4 separate regions of the Mus musculus genome follow, and regions 1, 3 and 4 are each linked to region 2. The links are chromatin loops, found by intact Hi-C in ENCODE. Cell type or tissue: heart. All regions are shown on one strand. Region 1 has its middle 99 kb from the start of 1700042G15Rik. Region 2 overlaps Pakap (paralemmin A kinase anchor protein). Region 3 has its middle 33 kb from the start of Pakap. Region 4 has its middle 88 kb from the start of 1700042G15Rik.

Region 1 (8,000 bases), 150 kb before region 2:
TTACTTCCATCTGGTCAAGTGTTTTCACCTTCCATACATGAGTGAGAATATGCACTTTATTGGGTCTTTCCTTCTGAAAGACCCAATAAGCAGCTGAAAGAGTCAGATGCAGATATTTGCACCCAGCAATGGACAGAAGCAGCTGACCCCTGTTGTTGAATTAGGGAAGACTGGAAGAAGCTGTGGAGGACAATCCTGTAGGAGGACCAGCAATCTCAATTGGACCCCTGAGATCTCTCAAACACTGGACCACCAAACAGCACACACCAGCTGATATGAGGCCCCCAACACATACACAGCAGAGGACTTCTGGGTCTGTGTTCATTCAGAGATGATGCACCTAACCCTCAAGAGACTGGAGGACCCAGGGAGTTTAGAGGTCAGGTGGGGTGGGGGGGTGGGTGGAGGCATCCAAGTGGCGATGGGGTGGGGTGGGGAGGAGGTGTGTGATGTGGAGCAGTTGGAGGGTGGTTGGGGGTGGGGTGGGGAATGGAATATGAAGTGTAAAAAATAAATTAAAATTAAAATGAAATTTTAAAAAGCTACACATTCAGTGCTGTCAATAATGAATACTTCAACTACCCTAAAGTACCCGCACTCCTTCCTCTCACCCCTCCAATTTCCCAGCCCTCAACAGCCACTAAATCTGTTTTTATCCCTTTGTATTTCTTGACTTAGTGTGTTTCCTATCAAACAATGAAACCGTCTGATGGCTTGTGGCTGGCTTCTTCTTGTCATAATGATCCTGAAGCCGAGGGATGTCCCAGAACTTCCTTTGTTTGATGAATAGTACTCCATTACATAAGCGATACGACTTTAAATATTTAACACTTGGCAAAGATGTGAATCCGCTTTAAGCAAGACTGCGTAATCCATGATTATTACTCACACATACTTTATTTCTGATGAAAAATATGTTGTTCCATTAAGAAACACTTTACAGGACTAGTACTGCATCCTACCATTCCAGCATTTGGAAGCCTGAGTTGGAAGGATGGAGAGTGTGAGGCTGTCCTGGGCTACTTAGCAACTTCAAGACTAACAATAAAAAAGCCCTTTTTGTATAAAATGCAGATAAAATGCTCACATTAAAGCAAACAATTACACATTAATATACATAAAATAAATGCCCTTAAGTGAAGATGTTTTAGGAAAATGGCTTTATTTTTCAGTTGTTTCCAGTAGCTTCTTGAGTTATAGATTTCAGCAAACTACTTTATATTTTCTTTCATGGTTATTATTTTGTAGTGCTGGATATTGAATTTAGGGCCTCTTAAATACTAGGCAAACATCTGACTACTGAGATTTATCCCCAACCCAAATTATCTTTTAATTTAGTGTGATTTGCATGTGTGTGTATGTACGTGTGTAGGCACGCCCAATTGTCTGTATGTTGTGTACTATGTGTGTCCAGCGGAGGAAATGGAGTCCAGAGGAAGGCATCTGATTCTCTAGAACTGGAGTTGCGGGCACTTTTGAGCTGCCTGATATGTGTGCTGGGGGCTGAACCCTTCTTCTCTGCAACCACTGAACCACACCTTAAGCCCCTGTTTATTTATTGTTAGAGATTTATTTCATGCATACTTCTTTGAGTGAGTATATGCCGTATGTGTGGCATATGCATATGCATCAGCCAGAGAGGGTGTAGGATTCTATGGAGCTGAAATTGCAGGTGGTTGTGACCTGCTTGACACGGATGCTGGAAACCAAACTCAGGTGCTCTAGAAGAGCAGCGAGGGCTCTTAACCACTGAGAGATCTTTGCATCCCCACTACCCCAACCCCAACGTATCTTTTAAAGAATATTAGAGGTCTTTATTTTTCATTTTATTTTTGAGATTACAACTTAATTACATTTCTTCCTTCCTTTCCCTCCCTCTAAATCCTCTCATATGCCTCTCCTTTGAATTTATAATCTCTTTGTTTTCACTAGTTGCTATGTCTGCATCTTACATACATATACTCCTAAATACAATATTACTTGTGGTGGTTAGAATAGGAATGGCCCCCATAGATTCACATGTTTGAATGATTGGCACACAGGGAGTGACACTTTTAGGAGGTGTGGCCTTGTGGAGTAGGTCTGGCCTCATTGGAGGAAGTGTGTCACTGTGGGGGCGGGCTTTGAGGTCTCAGAAGCTTAAGGCAGGCCTAGTGTTACTCTTTCTTCCTGCTGCCTGTGGATTCAGGTGTAGAACTCTCAGCTCCATCTCCAGCATCATGTCTGCCCACATGCTGCCATGTTTCCTGCCATGATGATAATGAACTGGACCTCTGAAACTATAAGACAGTCCCAATTAAATGTTTCTTTTTATAAGAGCTACCATGCTCATGGTGTCTCTTCACAGCAATAGAAACCCTAACTAAGACATACATACTTATATGTATGTTTCAGGGCTAATCTTTTGGCACCAGACAATCAATTGGTGTGCTCTTCCCTGGGAAAGGCCACCTCTCCCACTTTCCTTAGTTGCCTGTAATTCTTTATGTATGATTAAGGCCTCATGGGCCTTTCCCTGTTCACTTTGGCAAGTCTGTTGGTGCCATCCTTATACAGCTTATGTTTGGGTACTCATATTGGTGAGACTTTTATTAGGAGTCACAATCTCACAGCAAACTGATCATCAGGCTCTTACTATCTTGCTGTCCCTCTTCTGCAATGTCGCCTGACCTTTAGGTGCAGAGTGTTTTGTAGGTACATACTTTAGAACTGGGTTCTATAGTGTCACATTTTGATTGGCTGTGGTTTTCTACAGTGGTCTCCTTGATGAAGGTAGAAGACTAACACTTATGTGTGGGTTTGAGATCACATGTTTATAGATTGTGGTTTAGATGATGACCTCAACTTGTAAAAATAGCGTTCAATTTGTGTGTATGTGTGTTTTATGGAAGAGAAAGATACAGGCTCAGGTGAAGGAATGAAATACTCTATAAGAATATAATTCTTTTTCTGCCTTGAATGCAGAGATGAGATCACACACACACACACACACACACACACACACACACACACACTTCTTCCACAGTAGATGATTGCAGCCAATTTCACTTCTCTCCCCAGTTTTTTTTTAATTAGGTATTTTCCTCATTTACATTTTCAATGCTATCCCAAAGGTCCCCCATACCCACCCCCCCAACCCCCTACCCACCCACTCCCACTTTTTGGCCCTGGCGTTCCCCTGTACTGGGGCATATAAAGTTTGCAAGTCCAATGGGCCTCTCTTTGCAGTGATGGCCGACTAGGCCATCTTTTGATACATATGCAGCTAAAGACAAGAGCTCCCGGGTACTGGTTAGTTCATATTGTTGTTCCACCTATAGGATTGCAGTTCCCTTTAGCTCCTTGGGTAATTTCTCTAGCTCCTCCATTGGGGGCCGTGTGACCCATCCAATAGCTGACTGTGATTATCCACTTCTGTGTTTGCTAGGCCCTGGCATAGTCTCACAAGAGAGAGCTATATCTGGGTCCTTTCAGCGAAATCTTGCTAGTGTATGCAATGGTGTCAGCATTTGGAAGCTGATTATGGGATGGATCCCTGCATATGGCAATCACTAGATGGTCCATCCTTTCGTCAAAACATTTATTTATTTTTATTTTATGTTTGTGGGTGTTTTGTCTGTGTACCATGTATGTGCAGTTCCCTCAGAAGCCAGAAGAGGGCATGAGATCCCCCTGGAACTGGAGTTCCATTCTACTGGCATGAGACGTGATCTGAGGGTTCATGAGGGTTCAATAACTGAAGGAATGCTTTAGGATTTTGTCTACTACAGGAAAACATGGATGATCCAGGCCCAAAATTCTACCTCAGAGGGTTTGGTACAGTGAGTTTTTAATCTCAAGAAAACCAACTAACTAGAAAATCAGCCAACTGACCAACTAACCAACTAACTAAAACATTTTAAACACCTGAAATAAGACAGTCATGGTTTAGAATAAATTAGCTGCAAAATATAAGGGAATGAGGTAACACGTGTAGAGTCATTAGGGCTCTTTTTCTGTTTGGTTCTTAAAGTGATGGCTTTCTTTTTAAGTAACCGAATCACATATCTGTTTAACAATCTTTAAAGAGGGGGCTGGTGAGATGGCTCACTGGTTAAGAGCGCCGATTGCTCTTCCAAAGGTCCTGAGTTCAAATCCCAGCAACCACATGGTGGCTCACAACCATCCGTAATGAGATCTGCCACCCTCTTTTGGTGTGTCTGAAGACAGCTACAGTGTACTTACATATAATAATAAATAAATCTTTAAAAAAATCTTTAAAGAGACAAGCCAGTGACTCACTTCTAATCTGTTTATAAGGCTGGCATTGGTTTATAGAGGACAATTTGGTTTGCTATATAGTAGGAAGGTTCACAACAGCCTCATTCAAAAGGGAACATCTTGCTTTATGTCATCGGAGATAGGATGTTGTCATTAAGAGACCAGTCAAAATCCAGACTTTTAGGTAGACTACAGTAGAAGACTAATTATATATGATTGAGATGAGTAATGTAGGGATAGTGGTTTGGGAAAAAGGTGGAACATATGAAAGAGAGACCTGTGGAACTTCCGCCTGGGGCCTTGAGCATGCTGTGCTGGTACTCTGCAGGTGAGCCGTGTCTCTCCACTATCTCGTCTCTTTAATTTTGTCTGCGGGAGAATTGTTGGGTCAAGCAACATTTTCAAGGAGATGTGTTGTGTGGGATGGTGGTTTTAGGATCTGAAGCCATCTTAAGAATGCTATGATTTCAAGTGAAGGCATTATATGCAATGGCTACTTTCCTTTTGTTGATGTCTCTGTGTCCACAGTAGTAAGACCAGGTCTCACCACAATCCATCCTCATTGGATCTGAGGGATATACCTTGATGTTGTAGGTCGTAGCTTGGGGCCCTTCTTGATATTCTGTGTGTTTCTATCTCTGCTGGTTTTCATGCCCAGGTTTAACAATCTTTGAAGTAGAATAGCATATACAAGGGGTTGCCTGGTTCCAGATGAGAACCAATTTATTACTGAAGGAAAAAAAAAACCCAGCTACAATGTAAGCTTATACATAGGTATACATTTGGGGGCTACAGGATTTTTGCTTTGTACCATAGTATGATTTTAGTTGTAGATATTTTAACAGACTTTATTTAAAAAGATTTATTTTAATTTTTAATTGTATGTATGCGTATGTGTCTACATGTGGGTATGCACATGTGTGAATGCAGGTGCCCAAGAAGGCAAAAAGGTATCTGTCTCCTGGAGCTGGAGTTGGGCAATTGTGAGCCATTCTGTGGGGTGCTAGGAACTGAGCTTAGATCCTCCACAAGAGCAATATGTACTCTTAAGTGCTGATCCACCTTTCCATCTCTCATAAATGTTGTTTTCAAAACAAAATCCCAACCATTTAATTTACCAAATGAAGACCCCAGAGCCAGAAGCTATGGTGAAAGCCTGCTAGCTCAGAGAGGCAGAGAAAGCACCCAGCTGACCTTCTTACTCCACCAATGTCCCAGAAGGAAAAGGCTCTTTCTCCTTCTCCACACTGTCTGACATACCCTTCAACTCAAAGTCCCTCCTTTCTCCTTCCTGGGTTTCCTTATGTTCACTCCTGCCACGTGGCTGCTTTCTCCATGTCTTGACATATTGTTGACTTTATCTAGCTCTCATTTCCAGAAAGCACTTGGGTTAAAGGTGTGTGCTAGGGCTGAGCCACACTACAACAAGAAATAGCTTTTTCCATTTCATGATGTCAGGGTTCACAATGTGATTAAATATCCTGCCACACATAGATGTCTTTAAAAAGGCTCAAATTCAAGATGTTTTCTTCTTGTTATGTTTGCTGATGGGGGTTTTTGTTTTTATAAATTTCAAGTAAGTATTACATCTGTTAAATGTATTTTTCTAGACCTTACAATATGGTCTTCTGTACTAATAGGTTGTTGAGTTATGTTTTTGATTATGCTCACGAGAGAGGTGGTCTGTGATGGGTTGTTTTTGAAATACTCTTATCAGGCTTTGGTGAGAGAGCAATGATGGTCTCAGTGCTCTCAGGTAGAAGTGTGAGTGCTCCCTATTTCCTGGAGGGTTTAAGAGAGGGCATCATGGTTTCTGACAAAATGCTCAGCAGAGCTCACTAGTGACATGGTCCAGATTGCCTTGATTGATAAAAGATTTTCAATGCTACGTATTCTGATTTTGTGCTAGGGTGAGCAAATCACTTTTTCGAAGGAAAATTTCCACATAATTTAGGTTGTTATGTTAACTGACAAAGTTTCTTATGATAGCCCTTTATCTTTTTAATGCTTTAAGGATCTACAGGGATAGCTTGTGTTTTAGTCTTCATATGTTATTGTTTTCTATTTTATTAGCCTTAGATTATTAATGCTGTTCATTAGTTTCCCCAGGACATCAGCTTCTGAAGGTTCACGATCTATTCACTGCCCCTAAACCTGTCACTTGGGAATCCAGCTTTCAACACTGGAATCTTTCAACACTGGGGGACACTTCATATACAAACCACAGCAGCGTTAATTACTTTTTCTTTGACTCGTAACTTTCAATTATATATTGTAACTTTTTTTAGTCAATGAGGCATTTTGTTGATCTGTGGCAAGAATGAGAAAAGATCCTGGAAACTAATAAACATGTTTGCTGAACAATGGGTGGGGCAGAATTGCTGTCCCTTTATGTTGGGCATGCAGACTGACTTCAAAGTATGGTCCCTTGGGACTCTAATCAGAATTCTAGGGCACATAACAAGTTCCTTCATGTAAGGGATTGGTAAGAATATTTAATATTTAAAATTATGTAAATATATTTACATGGGCAGTATCTTATAGAAAAACCTTGACTACTTCCTGTTCCATGCGGGCTTTGCTCTAATCCTGCCTTGCTTGTTTCTTTTAGACAAATGTATTTTATGGTACGTTTATTTGTAAGTATTTTATGAACCCAGGGCTTTCCACATGCTAGATAAGTGTTTTACCACTAAGCTATAACCATCCTCAGTAGGCCATATGTATTTTAAATAAATAGTTATGAATTTATAAAAAATATTTGAAGGAGGAAAATTGGGGGGAAATTCATTTTTATATTCCAAATAAAAGAATTAGTGTTTAAATTTAATGAAATAATATAAGCCCAGGACTTTTTAAAAACACCTCATGTTTTATTTGTAATTAAAAGACACTAATGTGCTTGGACTTTTCTTTCAGAAGATATGTGCAAATATTTAAGACATTAAATCAATTAACAATTTGAGTGCCTTTGTATCAGTGGACTAGGTGCTAACTGGGCACTTTGATAATGAGACAAATCTCTAAATTAGGAAAGTGTTCCTTGGTCTCTGCCCGGCCATCACTGATATTGTGTTTATTATTTTTAGCACCCTTTTTCCTTTTGACCACATAGTAATTAAATGTGTCATTATTAGGTTGGAAAAATCCTTCCTCCAGTGGAGACACCGAGCTGTTTGCCTTCAGCATCTTGGTCTCTTGGGCAAGGTTTAGACCTTACATTCTAGTCACCAGTTTTGTTTGTGTCTGTTGAGATATGGTTTCATGTTCACGCCTGCTGGTCTGAAACTTGCCACATAGAACAGGCTGGCCTGGAATTCATGAGATCTGCCTGCTGAATAGGGAATTAAAGGTATGTGACAGCACACAAGGCTCCATCCGTCAGTTCTAATGCAGTATATAAGAACAAGTCTCTTGAGGGTTAGGTGCATCATCTCTGAATGAACACAGACCCAGAAGTCCTCTACTGTATGTGTGTTGAGGGGGGGGGCTCATATCAGCTGGTGTATGCTGTCTGTTTGGTGGTCCATTGTTTGAGAGATCTCGGGGGTCCAGATTCATTGAGACTGCTGGTCCTCCTACAGAATTGTCCTTCTCCTCAGCTTCTTTCAGCCTTCCCTAATTCAACAACAGGGGTCAGCTGCTTCTGTCCATTGGTTGGGTGCAAATATCTACATCTGACTCTTTTTAGCTGCTTGTTGGATCTTTTGGAGGGCAGTCATGATATGAGCACTCAATAG
Region 2 (8,000 bases):
TGAACACATATGAGGGAAAAGAATAACCTTAGTATGGATGTACTGATACCAGTGTATCTTTTAAACACACGGATGAGGTGCCTGGTGTGGCAAAAGGATATAGAAACACATAAGACAGGAGTGTGACCTGGTTTGGGAACCACAGCCATGTGACTAACTGAATGGTGCTATCCAGGGAAAGAATGGAGAACGTAAGTCAGTCTGACAACCCACATTTAAGGCATGAGGCAGCCAGAGGGTAGGAGAGAAATCAGTAGGCAGAAGGGGAGTGGTTAGAGAAGAGGAAAGGACTTTTCAAGAAGCAGGGAGCAATACATGATGCCAAGCAGAGTTGACAGTAACTAGACAAGTCTGGAAAGCATCCATTGAACATACCAACTGGAAAGTGACTGGCAGCCATGAGAAGAATGGACAAGCAAGCTCTGGTAGACAGGTGGGTATACAGCTGAGCTGAGAGGAAGTGGGAATGTCAAGTGAAGCATTTGCCTTTCTAAGTATCGTGGCTGTAAAGCAAAGAAGAAAGCCAAGGCTCTCAAGGACATAGGGTGTACATGGATTCTTTATGTAGAGAAAGTCTCTGAGGTCAGTTGGTTGGCGGTGCATACTTTAATCCCAGCAGTCAGGAGGCAGAGACAGGAGGATCTCTGAGTTTGAGGACAGCTAGGAAACACAGATAAACTCTGTCTTGAAAAGAAGAAGAAGAAGAAGAAGAAGAAGAAGAAGAAGAAGAAGAAGAAGAAGAAGAAGAAGAAGAAGAAGAAGAAGAAGAAGAACAAGAAGAAGAACAAGAAGAAGAACAAGAAGAAGAAAGAACAAGAAGAACAAGAACAAGAAGAACAAGAAGAAGAACAAGAAGAAGAGGAAGAAGAAGAGGAAGAGGAAGAGGAGGAGGAGGAGGAGGAAGAAGAAGAAGAAGTAGAAGAAGAAGAAGAAGAAGAAGAAGGAGGAGGAGGAGGAGGAGGAGGAGGAGGAGAAGAAGAAAGGAAGAGGAGGAGGAGAAGGAAGGGAAAGGGGAGAGAGAGGGGAGGGGGAAGAAGAAGAAGGGGAAAAGGAAGGAAGGAAGGGAGGGAGGGAGGGAGGAAAAAGAAAGAAAGAAAGAAAGGAAAGAAGGAAGAAAGAAAGAAAGAAAGAAAGAAAGAAAGAAAGAGAGAGAGAGAAGGAGAGAGAGAGAGAAAGAAAGAAAGAAAGAGAGAGAGAGAGAAAGAAAGAAAGAAAGAAAGAAAGAAAGAAAGAAAGAAAGAAAGAAAGAAAGAAGACTCTAAATTCTTAAATGAGAGAAAGAGGTGACAGCTATTGATGGGGATGGTCCCTCAGAGGTCAAGAAGCAACAGAACGCAGATAAATGGCTAATAGTCTTTATTTATAAACAACACAATCTATGTTGAGTTTCTATGGATATTAAGCATAAGCTTGAGTTGGACTAGATGTGTCTTTCACTGACTCTGGAGAGTTGATACAAAGGTTCCAGGACTGCATTGGCGGCCTGGCTGAGATAGAAGACCCTACGCATGTAGTTGGTACTTACATCAAGGTATTTGATCTTGGGGACGAAGGATGGGATTAACCCTGATTTGGGACTTTTGTCAGCTGACCATAGGCAGAAGGAAGCTAAAAGTTTGTTAATGGTGTAGGATGAGACTTGTTGAGGCTACTGATCCACATGATCTTAGCTGAAAAGATGTGAAGGGAAACTGGAAGAGCTGTTGATAGATCAGGAGAAAAAGAAGTTGAGGATGGGGTCCAAGCAAAGATGTGGTGAGCACGAGCTAGTGAGAGACATGGAAGGATGAGAACCTGGCTGGGGTCTGGGCTGCTGCATTGGGACATTTCATTCGTGAGGAGAGGTTAGAGTTTGGCCTTGAGTGTAGGTGGATGAGGAGTGTGGGGATGGAAGCTATCAGAAATGAGTTGTCAGGGAGTCATGGCAACAGGACTTGTGTGAGTCACCCGGGGTGATAGCGGCAGCACTTCATGTGGATTCTATGAACCAACAGATGAAGTCACCAGCTGATATGGGAAAGTGACCAAAAGATCAGTTACAGAGAAGAGTTGAAAGGACCAGGGAATGAGACTTTTCTCATGAGGTCAGAGGGGTTGTCACATGGGAGTGTCATTAGAGAGTAAGGACAGTTCCAAAGCCACTTCCTGATCCTGATGCTAGCTGACTCAGAAGCCCACATTCTCAGGACTGTCCTACACTTTGTACCAAGTCTAAAACTAGACCGGTTTGCCCGGAGGGGAGTACTTCCCACTCTTCCAAAGAATGAATAGGATCCAAACTATGGACCTTACAGTCTTGTCTTAGCTGCATTCGGATAGATGCCTTCACTCAAATTGAACTGTCCAAATCGGTAAATCAGTATGTTAAGAACAAACCTGAGGAACGTAAAATGATTTGAACAAAGTGACATGCAGTACAGAGCTCCCTTAACTAATATAAGTTAAGCTTATAAGTCTATGGTTAAGATTTGAATTGCAGTGAGCATTTAAAATGTGAAAACACCCCAGTTGGGACTTGTGTGGCTGCTTGACACTCGGGTGCGGTCCCTGGCCTTTTGGCATGATGTGAGGCTGGTTTTAAAGTAGAAACGCGCTGTGCATAACCTTAATGTCCTGCTCTGGTGCACACTTGGCACCCAGGCTTGGTCCAGTGCAGAGAACTGTCAGGGTGGGAAAATATAAATAGTTATAAATCACAGAGAAAGCAAGTATAATTTTAAAATCTTAACCTTCTGTGATTGAAGAGTTCAGATGTCTTCATGGCTTAAAGATCTGGAAAAAAAAAAAACCCACAAAAATCAGAAGCCAGAGTGTAGAGGTGGATGAGGGACTTAGGGAGAAACCCGTCTCCCTGATGAACTGGACCCGAGTATACACAGTCCGTGTGTATCAAAGGGAATACAGGAAGCGAGTAGCCGGTGGCTGGCAGGGGAGGCTCAGAGGCCATCACAGAAAGCTTCATTCTGTGTTGCGACTTGACTCCATGTGCGGTGAAGGAGGTAGCACAGCTGTAAGCCAGCTGTGTTTCATTTCGGGTTGGAAACAGGGCCCTTTGTCCATTCCAAATGTTCTCGCCACCCCCCATCCCTCAATTTCACGGACTTTGGTTCTTAGTGGAAAAGTCGTTGACACACAGGTTCGCTCTTGGAAGCAGCTGCTCGAGAATTTTGGCAACCTTTCTGGATTGAATTTAAGCCGACGAGCCCATTTTGTGATGTGCAATAAGGTAACGAAGTCATTCAGTGGATTTCCCACACAGCCTGTGTCTTGGTAGCCTCACTGGGAACCAGGCCAGAGAAGGGTTGGCTTCCCCGCTGAGAAGAACATAAAGGGATGTGGCGCCCCCTCGTGGATGAAGTTTCTTAACCGCATTCCTCATATTTTGTCGGGATGAGAAGGCATATTAAAACACGCTAATGAGTGCTTCTTAACTGGGCTGCTATAAAAATGGGAGAAGTATAAATAAGGCTTTCAGAGACTATTTACTGCCCAGTCTTTTAATGGTGCAAATAATGACTGTGAGCGACAGCATCCTGTAACCTGAGGGCCTATGAAGAGTTATAACACAGAACGCTGCTGTCAGGGCTCCTGTCAAGTGGAGGGAGACATGCTGACTTTGGCACCACACCTGAAGAGGCCTCTGGAAATGCTGGCCTGGTCTATTTATTTTTAGCCAGGTAGTGACTACCCAAGAACTCATTTAACTAAATGTTGATTTTGTTCATGTTTCTGAGCTTGTGGATTTTGTTTTGTTTTGTGTTTTAATGCAAATCTTTGATTACCTGTATTATTTTCTAAATTTAGAGCCCTGGATGGGAAAACTCAAAGACCCCAAAGCATGCATGGGTGGTACACTTTGGTGCTTTCAGAATAGGGCACAGATATGGATGGTTCACAGTGACAGGCTTGCTATTGTCATTAAACCTTGAGTTTGGGCTGGGGAGAGAGTTCAGTGGGTAAAGCACTTGATGCCCACACGCGAGGACCTGGCCCCATGTAAAACTGGGTGTGGTGTTTCTGTGTCAGGATGGAAGGCAGAGGCAGGGAACACCCTGATGGCTTGCAGGCCAGCTAGCCTAGTAACACACAGAACAGCAAGAGACCCTGTGTCCGAACAAGGTAGACGCCAAGGGCTGATACTCGAGGTTGTCCTCTGACCACCATACATGCACTGTGATGCATATGACGCACACTGCCATACACGCGTGTACAGGTATACAAGTCTGAGACAGTTAAGATTGGCAAGGAAGGCACCCATCATGAGTCCTAATGTCAGAAAACTAATCACACCGTGTTTTAGAACTGAGAGGCAAACGTGTGTTAGTAACCGACTTTTCTGGCTTCTCCTGACAATGATGGCAATTCCTGGGGAACATTTTCTGGGACACATCATTTAAAAGCCCTGGAGAGAGAGAGAGAGAGAGAAAGAGAGAGAGAGAGAAAGAGAGAGAGAGAGAGAGAGAGAGAGAGAGAGAGAGAGAGAGAGAGAGAGAAAGAGACAGAGCAATCAATGCTAGATAGTTGCCATGAATCCCACAATTCCAAGTTATTCACTCATACTAAGTTAGCCAAGGCATGTAATACATTTAAAACTCACCTTGAAGAAAATTTCACAGAAGCTTCCACATTTCAGTAATTCTGGTGAGAAATAAGTTTGTTTGTGTTTTAAGCAATAAACTTCAACAACAAATTGATTCCAGGGGCACCTGCCAAGTTCCTCTAATATCCTGTTAGCTATTTGGGAAACAAGAGAAGACCCTTCTTCTCCAGGCTCGAGGGTCAGGTGACAGGGTCCCTGATAACCTGATCCTCTATCTCCACCGCTCTCTTTTCCATGATCACAGACAAACCTGCACGGCTGGAGGGGCATAGGTTTCAGTGGCCACGCCTCTACATACCTCACTGGAAGCTGCTGGCTCTAAGAGTTCCTTGCTCCTTCCCTCTGGCCCCCTCTCTCCCTCTCAACAACTGGATCACATACGTGTGCTGTGTATGTTCATCTTTGGGGCCCTCTTTTCTTTCTCCAAACAATGTTCCTGCAGCGATCAATGGTTATAAATTAGAACAGACAGTCTTGACTTCTTTGGTGTTCTGTGTGAGACCACAAACCACCAAAAGATTAGTTCTTTTAAACCTAAAGTCAAAGTCAGAGCCTGTGGATCAAGAAAGGGATTAGCCCAGTGTGGTACATACCTTTAACCTCAGCACCGGGGAAGCAGAGGCAGGTGGATAGCTATTAGTTTGAGGCCAACCTACACAGCAAATTTCAGGCCAGTCAAGGCTGAATAATGAGACCCTGTCTCAAAAAAGAGGGAGGAGATTGGAAAATTTAGTTTATATATACTTTCATGAAAATGCTCTTCTCTAACCCACTATGATTAAAAATGATTAAAGTATGTTTAGTTTGGAATTGGGTGTAAAATAAAGACTTGGGATCCATTTAATGCGATTGGCATATGTCTTAGGGTTTTATTGCTGTGAAGACACCATGACCAAGGCAACTTTTATAAAGGACGACATGTAATTGGGACTGGCTTACAGTTTCAGAGGTTCCGTCCATTATCATCACGATGGGAAGCATGGCAGCATCCAGGCAGGCATGACACTGGATGAGGAGCTGAGAGTTCTCCATCTTGATCCACAGGCAGCAGAAGGGGACTATGCCACATTGGCCAGAACTGAATATATATGAGACATCAAAGCCACCTACAGAGTCATAATGCCCTTCCTCTAACAAGGCCACATTTCCTAATCGTGCCACTCCCTGTGACCAAGCATTCAAACGCACGACTCTCTGCGAGCCAAACCTATTGGAACCACCACAACATGTGCGGGACATTATGTAACTGTGGTAAACTTCTATGCCACATGCATAACTGACATAAGGTCTATGCTGGGTTGTGAGACGATAAAGCAGGGTCTGGAGTTCCTTTGGGCTTCTCTACGACGCCATTGGACAAAAAAATTGTCATTGGCTGCACATTAAACCAAGGGTATACAACAGCCCACAGATTGCATTATATGTTTATTTTGTGTGACACAGCCACACAAGCTGTCCCAGGCCTCAGGCCGTGGGTTAGACCCTCTAGCTCTGGAATTTTCACAGTCATACTTAGAACAAAATGAACAATTTACAGGAGAAGGGAGCTCTTTGGGTTCTGGTTTCATAGGTGCCCGTCCATCATGATGGGGAGGCGTAACCAAGCAGCTTTGATCATCACAGTGGGACAGGAAGTGGAGAAGGGGGAAGGCTGGCTATCTCCTCTTCCCTCAGTTTTAGTTTACCCTATCCTCCAGGGCATGGAATGGTGCCATTTGTATCCAAGGTGATATGGAATGTTCTCACAGACACACAGGTGTGCCGCACCCACCGTCTAGGTGACTCTAGGTCCCCTCAAGTTGACAATGACTACTGAAACTCACTGGCTTCAGGAGTTGCTTGCCAAAGTTTGCCCTAGTTGGTTCTTGACCACCCCAGGATCTCCTACCTACAGAGTATTCCAATTTCACTCAAGTGCCTGAGTCTATTTCAGTGCCCAAAGTTTCAGATTGTTTTAGAACTGCTCCTTCTTTTCAAGTCAGACACAGGGTCTGTCTCCAACACGTACCATCATCAAGGGAAATGGCAGCCTCATGAGCTCTCAAGTGACACCAGGTATAACCAACCCACGGCAGAGGCCCTCTTCGGCACAGCCCCATGTAACTCAGCTCCTGTTTCGTCTCACTTAGGATTGTTCATGGACTGCTTAGGCTTTCATGCATTCACTCAACAAACATGGAAAGGCTTATTTTTGTTGGTAAAGTACTAATGACAAGAATGTGGATATAGAAGGCATGGCTCTGGTGTCACAGGCTTCGCAATACTGTGGAAAAGATACTCTGGTATGAATTCAAGGGCTGTAGATACAGATCTCAGTGGTGCTTTTTCTGGGCTCTCTGATTAGAAACGGACTAGGGAACCCATAAAGCAGGGATCTGTCTAGGCTTGCCCCAGGCCTGCGGCCCAGCTGTTTCCAGTGCCTCTCTGGACCACGTGACTCTACCAATCTTGGAAGGACTTTGTAAAATGATCCTTTCTGTGTGTGTCAAAAAACGCAGTCATCCCAGATTCCATTGCTTACAGAGGCACTTCAGGACCAAAGGCATGTGATTTTTTTTTTCTCAATGAAAAAAATAGTTTTTCATAAGTTAATGTTTTTCCTTCGAGACCTGGGCGCCTTTTCCTTATCCAGCCTCTGCTTGTGGGGCTAATTAGATTTGAAGGGTAAAATAATACCAGACGCACGGTTGCGTGTGTTACATGAGAAATGTATTAGCGGGAGCCAGAGGTTCTAAGAAGTGGAGCCCAGCGTGGGCCAGCCTGACAAGAAGAGGGGCGTCATTGTGAAGACACCAGGCTGTTTCCCAGAACCAGAAACAAACGTGGCTGTGTATGATGTAAGCTCCAAAAAGTCACTAGAAATTTTTCTGTCCATCTTTCTCTCTCTGCCCCTCTATTCCTCTTCCTCTCGCTCCTCCCCCCTCCCCTCCTCTCTGTGCTCAGCTTCCTCTGCCTGTCTGGTGCATGAGATTAATCAAATGTTGTTAGACTCGGCTTCCAAACTTCCCAGGTCACAAGCGCATACATAGCAGCGGCTCCCTTTGGTGAGCTTTGGTCAGAATCCACAGGCAGCTTTGTTCTAACGTCAGTGCTGGAAGCTGCCTTTTGAGATGCTGGGTAGCCTCTGAAGAAGGGGAATATTCGGAGCAGGACGGATAAAGCCAAAAGCATTGACTGCGCCTGGGTCTACACCCAGAGCAGCATCTATAATCCCTCTGTAGATACACCTCTGACTGGAGATGGTCAGAGGGACCTTACCCTGAACCCATGTGGGGGCAAATGCTTCCAAACAGCTCCAGATTTAGACCTCAACAGAGTAGTTGACTTCTAGTTATAACACTCACAGATAATTCTAGAATTTGGGGGCAGTCCTTACCCTGGCTTAGCCTTTCATTTTCTA
Region 3 (8,000 bases), 73 kb before region 2:
ATTCTGCAGGACTGTGGCAGCTACCTACACTCTGTAGCTGTAGTGTAAATCCAGGATATGCCTTGTAAGCCTAGGTAAGTTCCTGTAGGACTGTTTCATTGTTCTGACTTGGTCATTGTTCTAGAATCAGGAAGCACAATGTTTTGAATCTGATGATTCAAAACAGGATCACTCAGGATGATGTCATAGAGACCACCCATCTCTCACTATTACATAGTGATGTTATAGAGACCACCCTTTTCTCACTAGTACATAGCACATAGTGATGTCACAGAGAACCACACATCTCCCACTTGTACATGGCTGAGTCCTCTCCAGTATGGGAACTCTATCCTACTTCATTTGATCCATCTTGAGGTTGGTTCCTGCCTGGGATTTTTTTGTTTTGTTTTGTTTTTGAGACAGGGTTTCTCTGTGTAGCCCTGGTTGTCCTGGAACTCACTCTGTAGACCAGGCTGGCCTCGAACTCAGAAATATGCCTGCCTCTGCCTCCCGAGTGCTGGGATTAAAGGCATGGGCCACCACTGCCTGGCCCGAAATTATTTTGAATAGAGCTGCTTTGAATGTTCTCTAGCACATCTTTCTGTAAATATTGTTTTCCCCGCTCCTAGGTACATCATCGAGGGACATCTTTTCCAAGTGCTGGTATTCTTCTACACTCTCACTATCTCTTATTCCATAAGCCTGAAGACAGTTGGTTCTGCTCAGTGAGTTTGTTTCTGTTCTAATCATTCTGGAAAACTTGAAATACACCTCACTCCTGTGGGTTCTCCACACCCCAACACCAAAGATCACACCCAGGGCCTTGTGCATGCTGTACAAGTGCCATACATGTCCCCACTCCTCACTGTCGTTTTTAACTCTTATAGTTTACTGCTGAGTCCTAATGTTGAACACAGTGTCATCTGCTTTTTAGCATGGGTACATTCTTTTTAAAACTTAGTGTGTGTGCACACACACACACACATGCACACATACCACAACCTTTGTCCAGAAGCCAGAGAACTTTAGGGAGTCAGTTTTGTTTTTTCATTACATGAGTCTAGGAATTGAACTCAGATGCTCAAGTTTGATGGCAAGCACCTTTATCTGCCAAACCATTTTGCCTGCAAGAATCAGTGCAGTGTCTTTCAATGATGTCTTTTAAATAGGAGTCCTTTGACAGATCTACATCTTTTCTTCTTCATTTGTTGGAGAGGATTATTATGTTGTCAAGGATTTGGAATCACAGATCTCCAGGCATATCAGGGAGGGACTAGTTAACCTCTGCGCATGCCTGTGAGGAATGATATTGATTAAGTTAAATAAGGTGGGAGGGCCCATGCTGAAAGTGGGCAGCACCATTCCCTAGGTTCGTGTCCTAGATTGTCTAACAAGGAGACCGTGAGCTAAGCATGATCACCTGGTGCTTTCTGCTTCCTGACTTCAGATGTGTTGTGACCGGCTCCCTCAAGCCTTGTCACCTGCATGCCCTCCCCATGATGGAATGTGTTCATGATCTGTGAGCCAGAATAAACCCTTCTCCTTTGAGTTGCTTTTGTCAGATTATGTTATCAAAACAACAGGAAAACAAACAAAGACACCATCTTTCTATATATGTTATACATGCTATGTTACTATGTTACACATAGTATATGGATAGATATGTAATATGTGTGTGTATATATATATATATATATATATATATATATATATATATAATTATACATAATGTATATTTTGTCCAGGCCTCCCATTTTACATACTTCCTATTATAGTGTTACCTTTTGAAGGGCAGAAATTTTAATTGAAATGAAATTTGATTTATCATTTTTTAATGATTAGCACTCTTTGAATTGTGATTGCTAGTGTAGGTGTGTACATGGGTGTATGTGAGTACATATGCATATAGATTGCATATGCATACGGAGGCCAGCAGTTGAAGTGGGCGTGCTTCCTGTATCACTGTTCCCCTGTATGTTTGAGACTCTGATTCAGCAACACTGGCTGGCCAATGAGGTTCATGGCTGGGCCTGACGCTGCCCCCCAGTGCTGGGGTTACAGGAGCATACTGTTCGTGGCTTTTACATGGATTCTGGGGATTGGAACCCAGATTCTTGTGCCTGCATGGCAGGAACTCTACAGACTGAGCAGTCTCCCCAGGCTTAACACTGTTGTTTGTCCTGCGCAGTCTTATCATTTAGGCTGAGTTCTAAAACCCAATGTGCACCAATTTTTTGTGAGTGAAGAAATGTGGTGGAAAGACTCAGATATTCAATTCCTTGTCACTTACTCAAAACATCGTATCTGTACCTTCCTATTGAGTTCTGTTGGGAGAGGGACATCCATCACAGGCAAACAATGACAATGACAAAAGTCCAATGCCTTTCTCTAAGTTCAAGTGAGCCACTGGGAAGTTTGAAGACCTTCTTAAGGAAATGCACACGTTTTGCATCGCATCGTAGGTAGCTGTCAGTGTGTGCGTGCACGTGTATACAGTAGGTAGTTGTTAGTGTGTGCGTGCATATGTATACAGTAAGAGTGAGTGTTTGTGAGTGAGGGAGGGTGTGTTCATCTGCACATTAACCTGGAGAAGGTAGAGGTTAAAGTCATATGCCCTTTATGGTCATTCTCCATCTTTTTCTTTTTGGGGGGGGGGCAGGGTGTCTCCTTAGTTGACCTGGAACTCACCAATTGCCTAGGCTGGCTGCCCAGCAAGTCCTGGGGATACACCTGTTTCTGCTCCCCAGTTGCTGGCGTTAGAGGGACTCACTACCACAACCAGCTCTTTCCAAGGGGGCTAGGGAATCTAAACTCACATCTCACGTCTCACTCTTATGCAGCTTACGCCCTGAACCATCTTTCCAGTCCGTTTGTGTGCAGTTTAAAAACACATACACACCACAGGCACACATTTATTTCGAAAGCAAGAACCCTTTCTTGCTTACATTTCTATCCTCACCTTTGGCACCTAGGACAAGGCTTAGCACGCTTTCAGTACTCAATGAAAGAATAAACATCTGAGTTCCAGCGACTAAGTCTGCTCTTCTCCCTTAGCACGCGATGTCATCACTTGTCTTTGTTCTATAGGGTCTCCCACAGACCTTGACCATTTCCACTGGGCTTGTTACGTCTCAGCTTTACAGGGCGTTTGTAATATGAATGCAGGATTATATAGTCCTTTGACCCAGACCACATAACCATATGCTGAGCCCTCGCTCGGGTAGCTTTGCTTCTATTTTTGATTTATGCTTGTCATACTTGGGATAAGGAAGATTAGAAAGCATCTGTGGACAACAGAGGAAGGATGTCTGGAGCGCAGCCCTGCTGTAGCTCATCCAACTTCTCAGAAAGACTCAGAGCCCTGAACTGAGTGGAAAACACAGTGTCCCAGAGCCCGTGATCTCCTGGAGGGAACGGCAGAGCTGGAGGCAAGGTGGGAGGGGTAGAGAGAGGCAGGAAAGGGGGATGCCTTCTGTCTCCTGTGCTGACACAGCTACTTCCCTGTAAGACAGCCAACATGTTGGTCCCCTCCACCCTCATTTCTCTATCCACCAGCTTTAGAGATGCGCCCCCCCCCCCGCCGGCAAAAAAAGAGCAAAGCAAAGGGGGTATCTTTTCTCCTCTCCCATAAACACACGTTAGGAAATGTGGTCCCGTCCACTTGGCGGATAGATGGGTCTAAGGAGTAAGCTCTGTAACACAAGTGTCTGTACTCCTCTGGTTCTATGACACAAGAGTCTACACGCTCCTGGAGTTGTTTTTCACATAGGTTGAGTCAAGGGACTCAAAGAATCCAAGCTGCAGTGAATCTGCTGCCTGGGTAATAGCTGTCCCTTCACCTGTCCTCCAGCGATGGCCGTGGGGTCATCACACCTCCAGATGCTCCGCAGATGTGAAAGATGGGCGTCAAAAGGGCCAGCCCCATCCTGAGCGTGGCTGCTGAGGGGCAGGCTAGGGAGCACTTACTTTATTTAAAGAATTACATTGAAAAACAAAACTGTGAAAGTGACTACTCTTCTTAGATCGAGTAGAAAATGTGCTGCAGATATCGATTGTATAAGCAAGGAGGAAACAAACTGAAATGCAGAGCATTCTCAATAGCTTTTGAGATTTAAGCCTTTTACAAAAAGGTTTAATTTATTATGTTTATATTTATTATGTATATATTCTGCCTGCATGTGTGCCTGCAGACCAGAAGGGGGCACCAGAACTCATTATAGATGGTTATAAGCCACCATATCCTTGCCGGGAATTGAACTTGGGTCCTTTGGAAGAGCAGTCAATGCTAGTCACCTCTGAGCCATCTCCCTAGCTCCCAAGATTTAAGCCTTTTTAATGAAAATTAACACTTTCTACCTTGTATCACGATTATGATTATTAATGGTAGAGATTTCCCCCAGGTTTGAGACTTGAACTCAGGGACTGAAGCTTATCAGGCGAACGCTCTCCCACTGAGCTACATCACCTTACTCTTAACATGTAGTTGTTGTACATATGTGTTCCTTTGTACATGTGCATGCATGTGTTTGTGCACATGCAGGTGGAGGCCAGAGGTTATTTTTGTGTGTCACCCCTCAGACCCTGGACACCTTTTTGTTGCTGTTTGTTTTTTGTTTGTTTGTTTGTTTGTTTTGAAACAGACTCTCCGACTTTCCTTGGAATTAGCCTGGAACTGGGCTGGGCTGGGTTGGCTGGTCAATAGGTCCTGGGGAACTACCTGTCTCCACCTCTCCAGGGCTGTAGTTACAAAGAGTGCAGCTTGGTTCAGTTTTGCACGTGGATGCTTAGGGATCCGAACTCAGGTCCTCATGCTTACAGAACAAGCGCTTCCCCAACCGAGCCATCTCCCCAGCCCCTGATCATGACATTCTCAATGTGTAACTGCATACACATTTACACACACGCACTTTGACAATCAGAGACAAATCTTGTTTGCATTTCTGTCCCCAACATCAAGCGTTAGCATATTGCTTGTCATAAAAACTCAGCAACGATTACTGAATAGTTCCAGCACATGACAAAGTATATTCTTTACCGTCCTTGATCTGTGAGTGTGTTCTTTAGTTTGTGTCCTAGTTTGTGTCTTTATCAAAGCAGAAATAGAAAACCACAGGAACATAGGGCTGGGGGTAAAACATAGGCAAGGCACAATAGAATTGCAAAATGGACTCTTAACTCTGAACTCCAGAAACCCAGGAGAAAGTAAAATTCTGACTAGACGGTAAATAACAGTGAAGCTGAGCACTGGCATTAAATCATTATTGGAAAAAATAATTTAAATTTCCCTCAGAGTGTAACAAGAGGGGAAAGTGTGCATCGATGATGGGAGAAATAGTGCAGGCTTTAAAGAGCAAAGACTGCAATTTCTACCTAAAAATTAAAGCCATTTCAAGTTCCTAAGAATAATCGGAATAGGAATCATGATAAAGGCCAATGCACAGAACGTGTTTCTCACAGTCCAGACAATCACCAGGATGAAGAACAGCCTTGCCAGTCACAGTATCACGGCGCAGTTGGACAGTCTTCTCATAGCTCTGCCTCAGCATCTTTCTGCTTTGAAGCAGAAGGTTGTCAGCAGGTTGGTGGGGGGTCTCTGCTAGACTGTGCCGCTTATAAATTCATAAGGACTTTGAAGGTAAGAGGAGCTAAGCTCACAGGTCACCGTGTTATCACCTCAGTGGAGATAAATCGAGGAAATTGTGGTTGGAGTCTCCCTCTTCCCCACAGAGCTTCATCATGCCTTAGAGCCACTTGCTGCAATCTAGTGATAGACTCCAGGAATGTTCTGAGAATGGCCAGTGTTCCCATAGTAATGTCAGGACCTCACAGTCTCTGGGATGCTGCTACCTGCCACGTAGTCTTCGGTAAAAGGTTCTGAGTTTTGAGTTGGAGAGAATAGAAGGTTTGCATCAGGACCCAGGGGTGCTACCTGCTCTGGTCCTCAGGGAAAGGTTTGAGTTCGAGACTCAAGAGGATCGAAGGTTCATATCATGTGCACACTGCCATGCCCATGGATGGAACACATAGTCCACACTTCTCACTTCTTCTTAGACATAATTTCTTGGCTGAGGGGATGCTGTCCTCATTCTCTCCTTCCTGAACCTCTGAAGTCACCTCTGGTCTCTGTCTCTGTCTCTCTCTCTCCCTCCCTCTCACGTGTGTGTATTATGGGATGTGAGTGTCTCTGTGGGTATATGTATGTATGTATGTATGTATGTATGTTATGGTGTGTGTATGCAAGCACACACATGTCATACACACACTTGATCTCAAGGGAGGGCAAGAGGGGAATGGCAGAGTATAAATTGCTCACACCTTTCCCAGCCTCAGTCCCACTTAGATGTCCAACGCGTTATTCAGCTGGTAGATCATTTTACAATGGACATGTGTTCATACTTGTGAGCACGTGTGAGAGGGCCCAAGGTCAATGTCAGGTATCCCATTCAACAGATGTCTCCACCTTAGTTTTTGAGATAGGATCCCTGCCTGGCTGGCCTGGAGCTTGCCAATGTGGCTAGGCAGTTTGGCCACCAAGCAGGAGGAATCCTCCTGTCTCTACCTCTCCCAGAACTGGGATTACAAACTCTCTGCTCACTTGGCTTTTTATGTAGATGTTGGGAATTCTGAACTCAGGTCCTCACGTTTCTGTGAGATTTTGCCACCAAACCATCTTCTTATCCTCAGCTACTAGATTTTTAGCAACAATTAAAAAGAAAGAAAAACAGGCGAAAGTCTTTGGATTGTGAGCAGTAAACACTCTGAGGGGAAAGTGACCAACAATAAAGCCTTCCTCTCAGGAGCCTTCCAGGGGCAGCTGTTGGGCTCCTGGCTTCTGCATTTGATTTACATGGCCCCCTAAATTGCCCTGGCAGTGACCACACTGTACTCTAGTTTTGGGTTTGAGGCCAGAATGCAGTTTATTTGTGTTGTGACTCCATCCAAAACAGTGCAAGAAAGCCAACTGCCCCCAGCTAGTAAAAAGATAGAAGGAAGGCTTTGACCATCTCAAGAAGCTCGGTGCTCTGGAGGAACAATTGATGCTTTGTTATGGCTGGGATTAGATGAAGTGTGCTGGAATCCTTGCCAGGGTGCCGCTCCCTCCCTCCCTCCGTCTGGAGGCTACACAGCCTCAGGAAACACTTCAGGCAGCTTCACAGGCCTGCTTGGCCTTCCCTTATATGGAGATCTCACTTAGGTACAAGGGAATGATAGCCACTTCCAGTGTCCCTAGCAGGGAACAGATGACCCTGTCAACCCCCTGGGATCTGAATCCCAGTAACTTCTAACTACTTAGCCTCTTGTTCTAGGATCTGCTCCCTGATAATGGATTTGGGATGCCAACAGGCTGAGAGGGCCACTTAGAGACAATGGCCAGATAGCTCCGTGGAGAGTGTGGAGGAATGTGTCCCCCACTTCATCAAGATAGTCACCCAGTACAGTGTAGAAGCAGAAACATGGAGCAATATATAAGCTATAAAATAGATGTGTGTGGTCCTATGCATTCACACTTAATCATTTAATTCAAATTTAAAGTCAGAGTTAATGGAAGAAAATATTAATTATTATTGATGAATAACTGTGAGAACCCTGCCGAAGTGTCCTCAAACCTAAAAAGAATTCTACCCAAAGAAGGAATGTCTAACCTTTGAACATGTGACATAATAATACCCTTTACAAAGTTACTAAAAAAAAAAAAACTCAAAAAATTTTAAGTAAGCGTACAATTTTTTTGTTGGGCAGAATTCATAGCTGCTTTCTACTGTAAGCAGCCTCTGGGCCTCATGCTGACTACCCCGGCTAGCCCAATAGAGAGATGCATAGCTGCTAGCTCCAGGTTGCTGAAGGGGGATGGATGGATTCGGCTCTATTTTAGGAATACAGTCTCTCCCCTCACATCAACCTTATTTGATAATATTAGTTCTAATTTGCATTTTGTAGATGAAACGTAGGCATAGGGGATTAATACACACCCACCGTAGCAGAGCTACTGTGGAGTCACCTAGAACTGAACCCTAAGC
Region 4 (8,000 bases), 160 kb before region 2:
ACTCAGCCTCTCACTGAACCTCAAGTTCATTGGCAAGGAAGGCTGGTCAGCAGGTCCACAGATCCTTCTGCCCCCAATTCTCCAGTGCTGGGATTATAGGTGCATATGGGCACATCTGACTATTTATGTGTCTGTCAGGAATTTGATCTCAGTTCCCATGCTTATGGGACAAGCCATCTCCTCAGCCACTCCCCGTCCCCAAGCCACTTTGGTCAAAGGAAAGTTTAAGCAGAAAGGCCACACAATCTAACTTGTGGACAAAGGAGAATATCCCGGCACAGCTAGGAGGCCACTACACCCTGAGGTGGCTGAGACTTGGTGGTAACTGGGCCAAAGCTATGGCGGTAGGGATGGTAGGATGTAGTCAACCGTGCTGTGGTCTCTGAGTTGAGAACTCAAGTCTGGTTCTACAATGACAGGATGATATTGCTGACACAGTGGCAGGTTGCCATTGCTAACACACCGCTGTTGATGAGAGAAAGTTGGGTCTTCAGCTCTTCTCATTTCTCCAGCTTATTTTCCAGATCACATGGTCAAACACTTAGTTTTATGAGCTGACTAGTCCCTTCCAAAGCTCTTCAAGCTGATATGCTGCTGACTTAGAACAGAGTCAATAAATACCTGTGTCTCTATTCAGATTACACTGTCTTGTGGCTGGAAGCTTGGGCATTGAAAAAATGAAGTCTCTGTAAAATAGATGTCAGCGAGTGGAAGGAAACCTCAGGGTCTCCAGGCTGGCTTCCCTGTGGCCCACTGTGGGGAGCGGGTGTGGCGGCAGTCCCAAAGGCGCCAGGGACTGCAGCTAAGTCATATGACTTGCACCTGACTTCCTCATATAAGACACAAACATCTTGAGTGCTGCGCAGGTGTACCAGGATACAGGTGAATCCAATTTGGTGGAGATTTGCCCCTGCTGCCCTGATTAGCTGAAGCTGCGTGCCTGGTGAGGTGGCGTGGCCTGCTGTGCGTGGATGGGAACTGAGAGTATAAAAGAGTGAGAGGCCCAGGGTTCGGGGGAGATATAAAAACAAGGGAGATATATAAACAAGGGAGATATAAAAACAAGGGAGATATATAAACAAGGGAGATATAAACAGGGGAGATATAAACAGGGGAGATATATAAACAAGGGAGATATAAAAACAAGGGAGATATAAACAAGGGAGATATAAAAACAAGGGAGATATAAAAACAAGGGAGATATAAAAACAAGGGAGATATAAACAGGGGAGATATAAAAACAAGGGAGATATAAAAACAAGGGAGATATAAACAAGGAAGATATAAACAAGGGAGATATATGGAGAAAGAAGAAACAGGACTGAATAAATGTGTGCAGAAGGATCCTGTAGCAGCGTCGTTCTTCCTGGCCTGTTGGGCGCGCGCAAGAGTTGGTGCTGAGACCCGGGATGAGACGAGAAGACCTGGGACAAGAAGACCTGGGACGAGGAAACCCGGGAAAAGAAACATCTTCAGTCACGAGCGAAGACCCCCTGCTACAGGGAGGATTCAGAACTGCATCACAGGGAAGAAGGGGTTAATAAAGGTTCCCATAAAACAGACTGTTGAGAAGGATCCGGCGTGGATTCAGAACTCTTCAGCTGGGGAAAGGTACTGATGAAGAGAAAGAAGAGAGATGAAGACTGAATAAACTGCTGTTAGAAGGACTGGTGGTCGCATCGTTCTTGCTGGTCGAGAGCGGACGCGACAATTGGTGGCCTGTACGGGGAACCGACTCCCCCACCGAGTTCAGAACTTTCAGCAGTCAGTGGTTGCCGGCAGGGTAAGTTCATGGACCAGACGGAACCTCTTTGGGTGCCGGAGAGATTGGTGAGACGCTACAAGAATGAGGCTCCTGATCCAGTTGCCCCTGTGGATGTGGTGGATGATCCCACAAGCACAAAGGATGGAGCCGAGATGAGAGATCCTTTCGGTGTTCCAGAAGCGCCAATACCAGCTCGACATGACATTCAAATTTTTCCACGCTTTTTGATCCCTGAATTTCCCTTAAAGAGATAGCCCCTCTGGCTATCTATCCCTTGCTTCAGGGAAGATGAGCAGGGATGAGAGCCCTGGGATGTATGCTTGTTATAGTGTGTGTGTGTTTTGTGTTTGGCACATGTGTTAGGTGCAGAGTGTGCGGGTCCGCACTTTCGCCATGGTAGCGTAGGCTTTTGCTGCAGTGGAGGCGGGACAATCTCCTCAGATTCGGTTTGCCGCTCTAAAAGAAATTATGCTGCGTTATGCCATGGGTTGCGAGGCTAAGCACTGCACAGAGGATAGCTTGCTGTTGGCATCCTGTGGAAGGCACGTCTGATTGCATGAAGGTTCAGTGTCCTAGTTCCCTTCCCCCAGGAAAAACGACACAGGAGCTGGCCAAGACCTCTCTGGGTGATGAGCCTAAGGGATGGTTTTGTGTAGGGCCCCTATGCTTGCACACTGGGGATCAGACCTCTACCTTCACCCATGAGGCTTGCTTGCAGCAATTAAGATCTGGCCATAGGTTAAGTAACATCCTGGCCTTTTGATGCACCTGCTGCAAGCAAAACACAATCTCCCCAGGAGTGGCTTGGCATGATTGAGAGGTAGTCAGTGATAAGACTCCCTGGGCATGTCACCAACCTAAGACAGGGATCAAACCAATGCTGTTTGTCACCCAAGGACGGGTAAGGGGCATGGCTGCGGGGGGCTTTCTACAGACATTCTCTCTGCCAAAAAAGAAAAAAGGGGGAATTGTGGGGAGCGGGTGTGGCGGCAGTCCCAAAGGCGCCAGGGACTGCAGCTAAGTCATATGACTTGCACCTGACTTCCTCATATAAGACACAAACATCTTGAGTGCTGCGCAGGTGTACCAGGATACAGGTGAATCCAATTTGGTGGAGATTTGCCCCTGCTGCCCTGATTAGCTGAAGCTGCGTGCCTGGTGAGGTGGCGTGGCCTGCTGTGCGTGGATGGGAACTGAGAGTATAAAAGAGTGAGAGGCCCAGGGTTCGGGGGAGATATAAAAACAAGGGAGATATATAAACAAGGGAGATATAAAAACAAGGGAGATATAAAAACAAGGGAGATATATAAACAAGGGAGATATAAACAGGGGAGATATAAACAGGGGAGATATATAAACAAGGGAGATATAAAAACAAGGGAGATATAAACAAGGGAGATATAAAAACAAGGGAGATATAAAAACAAGGGAGATATAAAAACAAGGGAGATATAAACAGGGGAGATATAAAAACAAGGGAGATATAAAAACAAGGGAGATATAAACAAGGAAGATATAAACAAGGGAGATATATGGAGAAAGAAGAAACAGGACTGAATAAATGTGTGCAGAAGGATCCTGTAGCAGCGTCGTTCTTCCTGGCCTGTTGGGCGCGCGCAACAGCCCACCACTCACACAGTTTTTTTTTCCAACACTCTGAGACGACTTCAGCTTTAGGAAAAAACTCAGACATTTGTCATTCGAAATTCTTGACTCTTCCCTGCTTTACCCACTAGCTGGGGCCTTTCATCTGGGCTGTGAAATACTATGATAGATTTCTTTATTCCTTCTCCCACTTTTTTTTTTTCTTGAGGAAAGGAGAATGCTCGTGTTTTCTAAACCATTGCATCTCTGAGTTGAGAAGAAAGTGTTTGTTGCTTGTGAAAAATTAGCCAGTGGCTTAGCATGGTGTGCGTGTGTGTATGTGTGTGTGTGTGTGTGTGTGTGTGTCTTTGTGATCAACCAAGGGTCTTGGGAGGAGTAAGTGAATCCAAGTAGGAAGAAATGGGCAGAAAGAGGGAGAGGGAAGTTGACCTATCAGGGGAGTTAGTGCACCAAATAGATTTTAGGGGACTGGGATGGGGGGCAGGGGACTGACAGTTTGGAGTCGCCCATGAACAGGACTAATTCTAGATGCAGAGCTCAGCCTGTTCACCAGCAATTTTCTGTGGGTCTCAGGAAGTCAGAATATAAGTGACACTATCTGGCAACCAGGAGGTGGCAGTAGAGGTCACCGCAAAGGGTCACACTTGGACTGTCATAAAAGACTGAGCTTTGTGCTGGCTAGTTTTACGCTACAAGCTAAAGTAATCTCAAAGGAAGGGACTTTCATGTGAGAAAATGCCTTCATAAGATTGGGCTGTAGGCAAGCCTGTAGGGCATTTTCTTAATTAGTGACTGATGGAGGAGGGCCCAGGGGAGGAAGGTGGTACTACCTCTGGGCTGATGGTCTTGGTTCTATAAGAAAGCAGGCTGAGCAAGCCAGGAGGACAAGCCAGGAAGCAGCACTCCTCCCAGGCCTCTAGGTCCCTTCCCTGCTTGAGTCTCTGCCCTGACTTCCTTTAATGATGGACTAAGATGTGGAAGCGTAAGCTAAGTAAACCCTTTCCTGCCTCAGATTGCTTTGTCCATGGTGTTTCATCACCACAGTAGCAACCCTAAAAGAAACAGAAATTGGTATCAGAATCATGGGAAGTTGCTGTGATAGGCCTGACTATGTTGTTTTGGAGGGTTGTGGAAGGACTTTGGAACTTTGGGCTAGAAAAGCCATTGAGTGTTGAGAGCTCTGGGCTATTCTGTAGGAGCTTGGATGGTAAGACTGTTGAGAGCCGTGCCGAACATGGAGGCCTGGCTTGTGAGGTTGCAGAGGAATGCAAAGACTCTACCAGGTCATTTGCCTGAAGACTCTGTAGTTCTGGTTAGCTGGGGCTGAAGAATCTGCTGTGGTTAACAAGATACCAGAAACACAAACCCGTGGTTTGCTGGGACAATGGATATGGATGAGCTGGGGCTGAAGACTCAGCTCTGAGTAAGAGACCAACATCATTAAGATGATAAGCTTTGTCTCAGACACAGCCAAGGTTGGCCTTCATGCTGGCAGCTGAACTTTGTAATGTGCAAGACTCAACCAGGCGGTATTGTTGGTGAAGGCATAGAGGGGTCACGGAGAGCAGCTAAGGCTTGGCACCATGAAGCAAGCCCAGGAGAGGTTATTGGTGAAACCCAATTGCAGCGGAATTGGTGAAACCCAATTGCAGCGGAAGACCCCAGCATTTGGAGATGCCAATACCATAGGATGATCATCAAGAAGAGCTGCAGCGGTGGAGTGGAGCCGGCCTGAGCTCAGAAGACAAGCTGTGTGTGCTGTAGAGCCAGAGAAGTGACCTGAGCCCATTAGACATTTTGTTATTTACACAGTTGGAGTTTGGTTTTGCTTTGTTGAGGTTGTAGCTGCCCTCCTGGTTCTTCCTCTTTGGAGTAAGAAAGCATTTAAGATACTTATTATTTTACAGCAGCCCATAGTTGAGAGATTTTTAACTTTTAAAGAAATTTTGGAATTTTACAAATTCTTTGGATTTCAAAACAGAATTTGGGTATTTTAAGAGACTTCAACCTTGCCGGGTGTGGTGGCTCACACCTTTAATCCCAGCACTTGGAAGGCAGAGGCAGGCGGATTTCTGAGTTCGAGGCCAGCCTGGTCTACAGAGTGAGTTCCAGAATAGCCAGGGCTGCACAGAGAAACCCTGTCTCGAAAAACCAAAACCAAAACCAAAAAAAAAAAAAAAAAAAAAAAGAAAAAAGAAAAAAGAAAAAAGGAGACTTCGACCTTTTTGTATGAAATTTTAAAGATTGGGATTTTTAAAGCTTGAAATGTTTTATATTGTAATGTTCGTAGTAACGTGTGATCTTGGGGGTGAATGGGACAAGAAAGGTTGTGGCTCAACAGTGATGTGCTTGTGTGCTGTGCTGCTTAGTGTATGTCAACTTGACATAAGCTGAAGTCATTTAGAGGAGGGAATGTCATTTAAAAATGCTTCCATACATCGTTCAAGAGAGCAGGCCATGCACCTTGCCTGGGTGGCACAGTCGAGCTGACCCTGGTGTTGGGGGCAGGGTGAGCTGGCCCTGGGGATATGAGCACAGGAGAGTTGGCCCTGCAATTCCTCTGTTGTGTGGAGGCATGGGTGAGGGAGAGATCATCTCCCTTCCTTGCCCCTCTGGCTGCAGCACTTGAGGGAGCAGCCTGCCCTGCCACTGGGCAGTGCAGTAGAGCTGGCCCTGTTGACATGGGTGAGAGGAGGCCAGCCCTGAGGGAGAGCTAGCCCTGCCCCTTGCAGGCTGAGGCATCAGGTGAGCTAGCCTGGTCAGTTCAGGAAAAAACACTGGTGATGTGGATGCAGGAGATCTGGCAGGCTGGTGAACTCAGCTACCACCCAGGTCTAGATCCGGGGCTTTGAGTTGGCCCACCCCAACAGCTACCCAATCTATGAAGTGCTGGAGAATATGAAGGGATCAGTCCTGCAGATACAAAAATGCAGGATTCCCATGACACAAGGCAACAACAGAATATTTTAGAGGAGTCCCAGAGAGGATCCAGTATTGATAGAGTAGCAGAAACCAGAGCCTTGAACCAGACTCATTACAATGAACATTTGCAAGTAAAGATGTGTAGACAAAAGAGTATGCTGTGTGAGACACTACAGCTTCCATAACAAGATTTTAAAAAAAAATCTTCTTTATTTCCTTTTTGGGGATTGAGGAGGAGGTTGCAAAAATGGAGGGCAGATATGAAGGGATGGGAAGATGAGTGGGATTCGCTTACATGATGTGAAACTCACAGAGTCAAAAAGTTAAAAAAAGATGCCTCTCCAAAAAAGAATGCTTCCATAAGATGGGGCTGTAGGCAAGCCTTTAAGGCATTTTATTAATCAGTGATTGATGTGGGAGGGACCAGTCCGTTGTGGGTGGGACCATCCCTGCACTGGTGGTTCTGGGTTCTATAAGACAGCAAGCTGAGCTAGCCAGAGTGAGCAAGCCAGTAAGCAGAGCATCTCCATAGCCTCTGCCTCAGCTCCTGCCTTCCAGTTCCTGTCCTAGCTTCCTTCAATAGTGGACTAAAACATGGAACTATAAGACAAGTAAGCCCATTCTTCCCAAGTTGCTTGGCATGGTGTTTCATCACAACTATAGAAACTCTAACTAAAACTAGATTGTAGAGTAGTTTTGGGGTGGCCTTGGCAGGTTCTGATGATAGTAGAAGAGGTCTCATAAATGGGGCCAAGGCATTTTGGCTTAATCTGTAGGCAAATAAAATGCTATTTACTAAAAGAAGAACTAGGCTTGGGAGGGAGAAGCACGTAGGGCTTAGAATAAGAAAGTTTGAGTCACTTAATGGACACCCAGATGCTAATGTCTGGGAAGGGCTTGGTCCTCTGAATGATGTTCAAGAAGATTAAGGAATTAAATTAGGGAGTCTCCATGGCAATTGAGATCCTTTCGCTATTCTAAATGATGGCAGTCTAAGCGATGTAGAGACAGAGATAAGATTCAAACTGATTAATAAAAAAATTAATCTTTTCTATTCAATAAGTTTGACCTTTATCCTTATATCCATTTCCATAAAAGAGGCTCCCCTAAATACCTTTTTAAAAAACATCAAAAATATCCCCCCTTTTCCCATTTAAAAAAGTTCTAGGACACATAAAATAAGGCCACACTTATTTCTTTTTCTTGTCTTCTGGCATGGGGTCTATGGGCGGCTCCCCTATGTCACGTTGCTGCTCTCTGAGCCAGTATTACCATCACTGGGCCCTCTCCCTCTGAGCTGTCAATCACCCCTCTACCCCCTCTCCTTGTCCTCAGGAGTAGACTGCCTTCCCCATTCTGTTGGCTCTCAGCTGTCTCTTCAAGGCGTGTCTTCTTTGTCTCCATCCATCGGCTGTGCACTTTGTCCTTCTCCTCCTCAGCTTTGTTTTCCGCTTGCTCTTTCCCGGGGATGATGCTCTGACTGCACTCAGCTTGCTCTGCTGCCTCCTTTCCCCTTCTCCTCCCGCCTTCTGCAGGCCTGTTCCTCCGCCCATGCAATATCAGCTGCAATTTTCGCCATGTTTACTCTCATCTTCGACCGTATAACCTTTTAAGTTCACCGTTAAAGGGATCCGTGCTTTCCAGGAACCTCTTCTCTTCCTGGTGTCGCTCCTTTATCTGGAGAAGCTTGGCTTCTAGTTTCTGAGGA

Evidence for each region. Hi-C counts contacts between places; a loop is a spot of excess contacts. Peaks named below come from ENCODE experiments on the same cell type or tissue, not always from the same donor. Only the 100,000 strongest peaks of a DNase experiment are listed, where the experiment ranks them.
Region 1: it touches region 2 in a loop (4-fold over the local background); 23 of 42 quality-filtered maps call a loop at or near these places.
Region 3: it touches region 2 in a loop (2.6-fold over the local background); 2 of 42 quality-filtered maps call a loop at or near these places.
Region 4: it touches region 2 in a loop (5-fold over the local background); 23 of 42 quality-filtered maps call a loop at or near these places.

What each region holds. Positions count from the first base shown.
Region 1 is chr4:57,458,917-57,466,916 of GRCm38, forward strand. It overlaps a transcript of Pakap not described here. Among named protein-coding and RNA genes, the nearest start is that of 1700042G15Rik, 99 kb to the left of the region's middle. In heart, a CTCF peak has its summit at 3,655 (motif pointing right); no DNase peak of the experiment used is centred here.
Region 2 is chr4:57,604,435-57,612,434 of GRCm38, forward strand. All of the region lies in intron 2 of Pakap (paralemmin A kinase anchor protein), which reads left to right. Among named protein-coding and RNA genes, the nearest start is that of Gm52699, 14 kb to the right of the region's middle. In heart, a CTCF peak has its summit at 3,354 (motif pointing left); DNase peaks (open chromatin) are centred at 1,967, 3,127 and 3,277; H3K4me3 peaks cover 330 bases; H3K27ac peaks cover 1,588 bases.
Region 3 is chr4:57,531,116-57,539,115 of GRCm38, forward strand. It overlaps a transcript of Pakap not described here. Among named protein-coding and RNA genes, the nearest start is that of Pakap, 33 kb to the right of the region's middle. RefSeq lists an enhancer at 5,285-8,000. In heart, a CTCF peak has its summit at 4,178 (motif pointing right); a DNase peak (open chromatin) is centred at 3,296; H3K27ac peaks cover 4,692 bases.
Region 4 is chr4:57,448,079-57,456,078 of GRCm38, forward strand. It overlaps a transcript of Pakap not described here and the pseudogene Gm12539. Among named protein-coding and RNA genes, the nearest start is that of 1700042G15Rik, 88 kb to the left of the region's middle. In heart, a CTCF peak has its summit at 3,987 (motif pointing right); no DNase peak of the experiment used is centred here; H3K27ac peaks cover 389 bases.